2 separate regions of the Homo sapiens genome follow, and region 1 is linked to region 2. Evidence: chromatin contacts called from ENCODE Hi-C or POLR2A ChIA-PET data. All regions are on one chromosome and are shown on one strand. Each heading gives the region's core, a stretch centred on a gene start or an enhancer-like site at or near the end of the contact. The rest is flanking DNA. Distances are from core to core; before and after follow the strand shown. Region 1 overlaps MIR29B2CHG (MIR29B2 and MIR29C host gene). Region 2 holds the start of RASSF5 (Ras association domain family member 5).

Evidence for each region. A loop is a pair of places that touch in the nucleus more often than their neighbours do. ChIA-PET counts read pairs that join two places held with the same protein, here RNA polymerase II (POLR2A). Pooled maps may share reads with other maps.
Region 1: a map of ascending aorta shows a loop between it and region 2 (3-fold over the local background). The contact joins the enhancer-like site here to the promoter of RASSF5 in region 2. A Hi-C loop is called at or near these places in 1 of 168 maps with a recorded cell type or tissue (ascending aorta) and 3 of 50 pooled maps. POLR2A ChIA-PET finds 5 or more read pairs at or near these places in 1 of 52 experiments (K562).

What each region holds. Positions count from the first base shown.
Region 1 is chr1:207,805,853-207,810,587 of GRCh38, reverse strand. It overlaps MIR29B2CHG (MIR29B2 and MIR29C host gene), which reads left to right. Exons shown (of 6, transcript NR_135299.1): 5 at 4,491-4,583. Among named protein-coding and RNA genes, the nearest start is that of MIR29B2, 5.7 kb to the right of the region's middle. RefSeq lists an enhancer at 3,722-4,735. Within about 2 kb of position 2,812, at least 25 of the 41 ENCODE cell types and tissues checked have a DNase peak (open chromatin) inside an H3K27ac peak, as active enhancers do; they include ascending aorta, where a contact is called at or near this core.
Region 2 is chr1:206,505,248-206,510,060 of GRCh38, reverse strand. RASSF5 (Ras association domain family member 5) reads right to left here and starts at 2,530. Exons shown (of 6, transcript NM_182663.4): 1 at 2,002-2,530. The coding sequence starts at 2,458. It overlaps LOC124904493 (a long non-coding RNA gene), which reads left to right and starts at 2,654. Exons shown (of 2, transcript XR_007066830.1): 1 at 2,654-3,195. RefSeq lists silencers at 2,125-2,214, 2,255-2,614, 2,865-2,914.

The sequences.
Region 1 (4,735 bases), core at 1,563-4,062, 1.3 Mb before region 2:
ATTTCTGAAGGCCTTAGAGGGCCTAGAGATGCCTTTTCTATGTGTTGAATGGGAAACGGAACCTCAGCATGTCCAGGTTCTCCAACTCTCTGATTCTTCAGACTTCTTGGAGCTCTTGTGAGAACTGGCTTGCACTTTTTGGCTGGGAAGCCAGCCACTCACCATGTGTTCTTGGAGAGGTTTCCTGTATTTGGAAGCTTCTGGAATATGTGATGCATCAAACCACTGTGACACATCTGTATGGCACCTCATGCCTATGCACACAGGCATGCTTCTGCTGAGTGCAGCTCACTTAGAGATGAGGCCCAGTGTAGGGTTTTTGAAATTTTTCCAACACATTTGTAAGAGATGCCCTGAGCCTTGCCCAGCATGCATGTTGTGTGTATGCTACCTGTTTGCTGGCTAATGTACAGCGCCTGCTGGAAGCCTTGGCTAATGTACAATGTAAAGTAAGGGACTAGAAACACTGGCTTTAGTTCTGAGTGTCTGCTTCATGATTGACTTGAAAAAGTAGGGCTTACCCACAGAGAGAAAGGTGGGTAAGAGAACTCGTGGGTGTCAGTTTTCCTTAAAGGCAGAGCATAATCCCCCACTCTTTATAAGGGCTGGTAAGGCAGAGTATTGGACAGCAGGACTTCTTGGCCAGTTAGCCCTCTTGAGTGACCTTTGTTTAAATAGACCCAGAACTTGTATGAAGGAGGAAATAATGGTTTATCTTTATTTACAGCGGATTTAGCCATGATGGTTTAGGCTTTTTCTGGGGGTATTCCTTTAGGACAGTTGAGGTTGGACAGGGGCAGCATGCATATGTGTCTCTAAATGTCTGTCCTTTGGTATTTCCTGAATGCATCCTTGGCTCATACTGAAACCCTGTGATGGGGAATCCACAGCGGAATTGTTTTAGTGGATAAAGCCTTCTGTAGCTTCATGTGTGAAGATTTGTCATGTTGGATCCAGTTCATTCTGTCCACTTGAAGGATGGAAAAGAGAGTGGGCAGAACTTGCAGCAAGGAGAGTGATTTGGGCTAGACTTCTGGGAGAACTGTGCATCACCTCTGCTGAGGGTTCCTGAGGAAAGATGAAGCCTCTTTATTTGAGGTAGGAGACTCGGTGTCCTCCACAGGATCCTCCCAGTCCCAAGTCTGTGGCACTTTGAGACAGTCCCTGGAACAGCATGAGGTTTGGGTGCCAGGATCTAGAGCAGGCATTTCTCTCCATCTTTCCCATCTGTCTTCAAGACAGGCCCAAGCTGGATGCAATTGAGGGGATGCATGGGCAGGGTACACCAATGTGGTCATCGAATCTGGAACTTTGACCTTGTTTCCCTTTGCAGAGAGAACTTCTGGCACTGATCTTATAGGAACTGGTGTTATTTGCATATAAAAAAAGAGAAAGGCATGTTGTCCCTCATCTTTTCCAGGAAAGAGTGCTGAGCTGCTCTAATCCTATGGTGGGGAGGGAGGAGGGCCGTGTAGAGGACGCAAGGCCAGACATGGTTTGCTGGGAAGAAGGTAGGAGGTGGGAGAGGAACATCCCAGGGCAGGCCCACAACTCTGGGAGCCACAGACATTGCCTGCTATACTAAAGGCAAAGGGATGTGTTCAAATAGGCCTACTATTTAGCGGTAACCCACAGTCTGAAATAAATCAGTTAATGGCTAAATGAGAGTTGTATTAAATATGGAAAATCATATTTTTTGTGTGTCATCACCACCTACAGATTTAGCATCAACAGGCCTGAAAGGCTGAGGATGCTGAAATGGGCCCTGTCCGTAAGATCATGCTTATTTTATAATGACTTTTTGTCTCTTTTCATTACTATTTCCCACTCTTATTCCTTAGGTCTACGTGAATATTTATTTATGCAGTTGTGTTATTTCCTTGGGGTACAGTTCTTCCAGTGTCATTGGCATCAATGAATATGTGACTTTGATTTCAAGTGTAAACAAACCACTGGTTCACGGCAGGGACAAGCCATCTCTGAGACAAGGGCTCCAGCAGCTGCCTACAGATGCCCTTCCCCCAATAGCCCTGGACTGTTTCGGCCAGACGCCTGAGACGAGAGTCAAGGGTGTTCTTGCAGGGACCTGCCCAACGCTATGTCATGTGTCCTGCCTGGAGGGTGGTGCTCACACATGCATCTTCCAGCCTTATTAGCTGGTACTGCTTTTCAGCTTGACCCGAGGAGTGGTATTGGAAGTTTGAGACCGTACATCCCTTGCTAGGTGAGAAGGGGGTCAGAGAGGTCAGGCACAGACAGAGAAGGGAACGCAGGCTCCTGGCCACTAGCCTCTCTCAAGACAGGTGAACTTTGTGTTAAGCGAACTCATTTAATATTTTGGGCCTAATAGAAGTTATTTGTATTTTCTCTCCTCTCTTTTCCCTCCTCTCTCTCACTCACCCTCCCCCCACTCCCCAGCCTCCAAAGAATTTAATCTGCTGGACAACAAACAATACTGTTATAAAACTTTGAAAACAAGAGGGCGCGGCCTCCCTGACAAGGAGAAGGGCATGTTGGGTAACGGCCTGAGGGAGCGTGCCAGGCCTGAGATGGAGCCGGGCGAGAGCCCAGTTGGCTGGGTACCTGGGCGCCTGCCCCTGCATAGCCCACTAGCCGCGCCATCCCCAGGCCAGAGGGGAAGGAACCAAAACAAAATGGGGGGCAGAGAAACGCTTGAAAAGGGAAGTTGCACATGTTCCCCTCTCTCTGATCTGATGGGAATGCACTAGACTGTGAAACTTCCTCCTCCACCTCTTCTCCCGAGTCCCTCCCTCCCTCTTACCCTCCTTCCTCCTCTCTCCTCCCTCCTTTCTCCTCCTTCCTCCTCCTGCTACTCACTGTTCTTGAGTCTGGCAGACAGAGGTCCTGATAGCAGAATGAGGCTGGAATAGCACCATAGGTGCAGCTACCAGCTGGGCCAGCCAAAGAGGAAGGAGAGAAAGTGGGCTTGCAGTTGGCTTTGGATTCAAATCTACCCTCTGTCTGGCCCAGCCTCCCTCCATTCTATTAGGGAAGTGGAACTACATCACGCCACAGGGTGTGCCCAGTCCATGTGTGTGGACCAGGTGTGTGCCCAGGTACTGGGGAGAACTGCCACTCAGAGATTAGTTCAGGAAGCACCCTGGGCTTCCTGGTGCCCCCCTTGGGCTGTGCTCTGCTCTGGGGAGAGTGTTTGACTTGTTGAAATGCTCTCTCCTTTGAGATGCTGTGCTCTCCCTCCAGGGAGGAGCAGAGGCTGTGCTGCAAGAGGCTGGGGCATGTCTCTGGAGGAGCTCTTGGGAACAGGAACGTGCTTCTCCCAGCGAGAGCAGCCATGCCGTCTTGTGAGTGTGGTGCCTGGTAGGATACTGCATCTGTTAGTTACTTCCCAGTGGCTGAAGGAAGTGGTCACCAGCTCTGCCTGGGGGAGGTGGGGGAGCTGGGCTTTGGGGCGTCTCCCTCCCTACCTCCAGAGTTAGGTTTCACCTGAGACTGTGGTTTCACTTTTGACTCCATCTTCACTGAGTCAAGCAGATGATTTAGGAATGACCAGGGAGCAGCATTGGTGGTTTGCCTTTGGATCTGCATTGGTTTGGACCCATGAACTCTGTGGTGGGCATTGTGTTTGTGTAATAGACCATTGGTATGCTCATTTTTCCTCTTGCAGAAAGCACTAGCTTTCTTGAAAGCAGTTCAGGGACATGCCCATCCTTCTGTGCCAGAGCTGAGCCCTTCTACTGGGGGAACATGGAGACACGCGAGCTCCAGTCTTCATTCCACTCCTCCTCCTTCCCTTTGCCCTCCACTGTCTCCTGCTGTCCCCCCAGCTCATCCCAGGGGCAGGGTAACCTTGGTGCATCCTCCCATCCAGCCAGCAGTCCCGACCCAGGGCCCCCGTGCCTGGACTGAGTCTGGGGTTTATGTCAGTAGTGTTAAGGGAGGGATGGAAAACTGAACTTTTAGGAGTGCAGCTGCCTAGGAACATAGACCTCCATACCTCTGACGCAGGGGAAACCAGAAAAACCGATGCTGGGTCCACGTAGGCTTGGAAGGCTGTTACTTTTTGCCTTCTTACCTGAATAGGAATTTGAGGGGCACTGTGGGTTTGGAGGATGTGATTCCCACACTGGGGCTCAGGGCCTGGGAAATGCAGTGGTCCCTGGGTTCTGAGTCCTCCTTTGAAGGCCACCCTGCCAGAAAGGAAGAGCCTGATGGAGGTTTCTGGGGACTTTGGGCCAGCCGGTAACTCCATGCTCCCTCTGCTCCACCCTTGGCCCCTCATGTGTATACCATTCCTTTTATCACCCTTCCCTCTGATTCACAGCCCCCACCCTGACAGCTAAAGACAGAATGCCCAGGCTGCTGCCTAGAATGACAGGAAGCTGGACTGCCCTTTCAGTTTATACATGCAATGGCCTGGGACTGTCTCTTGAGGGCAAGACATTCCCCTTTTACAAAAGAGCCTTCCCCAGGCCCCTCTCTCACCAAGATGAGCTCTTCCTTGCTGCCAGGAGCCCTGAAATCAGCATTCCCAGAGGAAAGAAGATGGCCATCTGGGCTTGGCTTCCGGCTCCCCCCATCTGGCTGGAACACACATCAGTCACGTAAGTAGCTGTGACTCAGCACCCAGCACTGCCTTGGCAGAACCTTCCCACGTTCTGGATTTGCACACACTGTGGTAGCGCAGCACAAGCAAGCAGGGTTAGGTAACTGGGGACCAGTGTCTGTTTGTTCAGTGGGTTTGCCTATGGATTTC
Region 2 (4,813 bases), core at 1,281-3,780:
TTAATCATGACAAACAGAGACTCCTTTCTGTAGCCCCTCGATTCCAGTTTTGCTTTCTCTCCAGTGTTCAGACATCGTTAGCATTAAACCAACTCTGTGGGGGACCATGAGCGCCCAGGAAAGTAAAAAGACCTCACCAAGTCACACACAAAGTCAGAGGTACTGCCCGGGGGCCTAGATCTTCCTGCCACTAGAAACGACGTATGACTTAATCAAAGGAGATCGACAATTCTGATGTGACGTAAGGATCAATTCATTTAGTCATGGAGTATCACACACAGGCACACGCAAATACACACAAACGCACCATTATCACCAAACCAAAAAAAAAAAAGAAAATCACAAAACTATGTGCAAAATCTTCAACAAGTGATACAGTCCCCCAAAGTCTAACTACAAACTAGAATGCCAACGAAGCAGATTTCCTGGGATTCCAGCTATGATAAAACCCATTTCAGTGAGGCTCCTGCCTCTCTCCCTGTGTGTAGGGTTGTTGGATGCAGTAAGGGAATCTTGAAAGTGCAAAAGCTGCCAACACATCCAAGGATAAGTTGCATTTGATTCTACTGTAGTCAAAGGCATTTACCAAGGGACAGCAGCCCCTCTACCCACAACATGTACCTCTACAAACCTTTACTCCTTCCTTCTTAATTAGCACCTGAACTGGGGGTTCTGGTGGAGGAAAGAGCAGCACCCACTTGCCCTTCCAATCTTTCCCTTCCACTTGACCCAGGCTTAGTGTCTGAGTTCTATTTCCCTGCAGCCAGCTGCAGCGGGCAGCACATTGAACAGCCTCCGCTGCAGACTGCAGGCAGAAAAAGGGTAGGGTTTTCCTGATGTGGAAATCACTGCTGCTGTCCAACGCTGCAGTTGGATGGGAGACGTGAGGCTGCTGCCATAGGGGAAGGGCCTTTGCTGAAAGATGCAAACCACAATCCATTTCCAGAGATGCTTGTTAGAGGCTGTGCCATTGTCTGTGCTTTGGGCTTCAGATATTTGAAATATCCATGTAAACACATGAACACATGGCTGTGGATATCCTCTGATAAACACGCAAGAGCAAATGCCGGGGTGGGGGTGGAGGGTGGACACCTATTAAAGGCATACACACCCCTAACTGTAGGAGGAGAAAAATAATAAACCCCCAAGGAGACTGAAGATTGGCTCAGAAAATCTATACACTGGGGGCCCAGTGTTTTCTGGCTTTGAGAAGCGCCTGGCTCAGGAGGTGACTGGAGGGGCCTGAGGGCTGTGGAGAGGAAGGGACCCTGTCAGGAGCTGAGTAATGTTAGAGCATGACGACTAGGGCAGGAACCCAGGAGGAGGAAGGGGAGGAGGCAGGGCACAGCCAAACATTGGAGCAGAGTCCAAAGGTTTGAGGGGCCAGAGGTGAAAGGCAGGAGGGGGCACGGGTTCAGGGTGACTTCAGGCTCTCTTCAGCCTCACAGCCTGCCTTTATCCAAAATCTAACAAGGTCTCCTCCCTGTCCCAATACGTCCCCCTGGAGGAGAGGTCTGAGCCTGTACCATGGGCGGACAAACAAGCGTTTTGTCAGTAACCCTAATAAGCAAGGGTCAAACGGTCATCTCAACAGCAGTCTCACAACCCACTCCCAAGAACTCACAACAAAACCATGAGGGTGCACAGGGAGATGACAGAGGCCGCCGAGGCCATCACCCACCCACCCCCCACAACCTGTGTGCGAGTGTGTGTGTGTGTGTGTGTGTGTGTGTGTGTGGAGGGCCAAGGCACGCACCTGTCAGGAGACAGGTATCTGTTAACTACCGCATAACCATACCTAGGTAGTGGGCAGGCACTAAAGGATACCGGGCAGGGAACTAAGGAGCGGACTGTCCCCAGGGGTTGTTATCTCCTTATGTTCGGGGCTCCCCTGGAGCCAAAGAGTGTAATGGCCCCTCTCTCCCTGCCCCAGGGCCCTCCCAGTCCTTCGCCCCCAGACTGCGGTCTCCCCGCACGCCCCTCCCCTGCCTTCACACTTACTAGTGCAGCGCAGCGCCTGCCGCAGCACCTCTCGTCCGCACAGGTCACACCAGCCGGGGCCGCCCGGCAGCACCAACTCGGCGAAGCAGTGCCCCTCGCCTCGCTCCGCCGGGACTCTGGGATCCTGCGGCTGCTCGAAGATGCTCCGCACGTCGCGGGGTCGGGGCGCTCCAGGCCGCCGCCGCAGTCTCTGCTGCAGACCAGGCCGGAGCGGGCGAGCGGGTCGGGAGGCCCGGGGCGGGGGCTCCAGGTTCCCCCGGGCAGCCCTCCGGGCGCTGCGCCCCTCGCGCGCCCCGGGCGCAGTGGAGAGGGGCGCCGGGACACAGAGGCGCGAGGACCGGTCGGGGGGCGGCGGCGGTAGCTCGGGGCCGCTCAGGCTCTGTAGATAGCGCGGCGGCTCGGGGTCCAATAGTAGCGGGTACGGGCGCTGCCCGATGGCCGGGGACGCCATGGCCATGCCCGGCTAGTGGCGGCAGCTTTGGCAGCGGCGGCTTTGGCGACTGCGCTACTCCCGAGCCAGCCCCGAGAGAAGGGGCCGCCCCACACCAGCGCGCCTTTAAAGGAACCGCAGCCTGCTGGGCGGGGCGGGGGCGGGGAGAGTCGGAGTGGCAGGAAGGACGACCCAAGAGAACCGCCGACGGACCGAAGGGGGTAGGGTCCGTGCCAGGCGACGTCTGCGCGAGTGTGGATTTGGGGGCGTCTTCACCTGGAGCAGCTGCAGGATTCCGCAGAGGAGCGCCTCTGTACAGTACAGCTCAGAGGGCGCATTTCTGCGGGGGGCCCTAGGCCTTCAGCCCTGCCTCTTTCCCTTGCCAATCACTTTCCCCAACACCAGGTTCACCCCCGACCCGCACCCTCACGCGCCCCGGGAGGGAGCAGGTCGGAGGGAAAAGCTTGGGAACTGGCTCGATGGGGTCTGAGTAGGGCCCCTCCGTCTAGGCGTCCGCTCGCCACTCTCCCGCTGATGGTGCCGACAGGAGGGCCGTGCTCCTTGGCCCTTCCTCTCTCCGGCTTGTCGCCGCCCGCCGCCCCCTCTAGAGCGGAGCTCGACGCGGGTCCGGAATGCCCCGCGCGCGCTCCCGCAGCCGCGCTTTGTCCCGTGGGTGACCGCCGGATGCCTCCAAGGGCTGGCAGAGCTGTCCGCGTGCGACTTTCGCTCTGGTTGGATTTCCCCTTCCTTCGCAGCCCTGCCGGGTAGGGTATTCCTCTTTCCTGGAAGACTGGTGGGGGGTGGAGGGGAGTTGGGGGGGCTCCATTGAGAGAACGCTCCCTCGCCCCAAGGGTTGGGGGAGCTTTTCTTCCTTAGCCAACCCTCCGTTCCCCAGAGCTGCTCTAGTAATTACTGTGGAGATACCAGTTCCCCTAAATGCCCTAAGTGGAACCTGGTATGGATGGTTCACTCATGGGACCCAAAGAGAGATCTCCTTTCTCCCGGCACTTTCCCCCGTGAAGGCTTGCTTCAAGCCTTCATGGACCCTTGTCTGGTTTAACGCTCTGCGGTCACCATCTTGAAAGTCTTACTTTTTGAACAAAGGGCCAGGCGTTTTCTTTTTGCACTGGTTCCCACAAATTATGTAGTTGTTCCTGACAGGCACCTTTGCCCATGGAAACAGGCCCATCTTATGGATAAGGAGGACTCCTGGATCTCTGAACCTGGGCCTGGGCCCTGGCCCTCTCTAGCCCCAGTATTGTTAACTGTACATTGGGCTGGAGGTGGGGAGACAGGTGGTTGTTAACGTGGCACTCTCCAGCTCCGTCATTATGACTCAGTGATCACAGCTTTCCTCTTAAAACACAGGTTCGGTTTGGTCCGTCTAGCGGTGGTCATTTTTTAGAAGAATAGTCTAAATTCTTCTGGACCTGGTCTCTCCCTTCTCTTCCCAGGCCAGAGATGGGTCTCCCCCTAGTGCTTCGTAGGGGAATCTTCACTTTTGCTTTTTGTTTTTCCCTTGGAGGTAATTTTTAGGTAATTCCTAAGATTTCCAGAGTCCAGTGGCCAGGGAATTCCCAGCCAGCTTTGCTCCATGGCTTCTCCCTCACGGTAATCATAGTCCTCTGCCTCCCAAATCTGTAGCAGAAGAGAGGTTCCTGGGGCTCTGGGGGCTCACCAGAGGCGGGAGCTCACCCTATGAGGTGGTTTCTGAGGAATGACCCATGGGACAGTCAACCCCACAGTGCTACCAAACAGAGGAGCTCCGATGAGGGGTGTAAGCCACAGGCCACCGCCTCTGCCCCACCCCTCCTCTACCTTTCCTCTTCCCTCTCCTAACCTTGCTTTTGCTACATCAGTGGTTTTCAAACCTTGGTATGCATCACAGTCATCTGGAGGGCTTGTTAAGATTATTGGGCTTCATCCCCAAAGTTTCAGAATCTATAGGTCTGGGGCTGGGGTTTGAGATGGCTCATTTTGAGCAAGTTCCCAGGTGTTGATGCTATTGATCCAGGGACCCAACTTGGAAAACCATTGCTCTAGGTCTGAGGTGGTGATTCTGAGAATGGGCTTCTCTGTTCCTTCTCCCCAGGACAAGTGTACTTCAGTGGACCTGACAGATAAAAGCCCAATGAGGGCTATTCCTGAATACTTTCTGCTGAAGGTGTAAAAGGGAAAATACAATTTGCCCTTGTGGTCTCTTATTTTAATCTCCCACTTTTTCTGCAAGCAGTTCTCTTGGGGTTGTTGCAGAAATCTGTATTCCATATAAATATTTGCTGTGTCCACACTCTGTTACCCATCTCCACACACTTGAGACTCATCCCCTTCCTGGAGTGCAGTGGGTGGGTGAGGTCCTGGGCATGGAAACAGCTTGAGCTC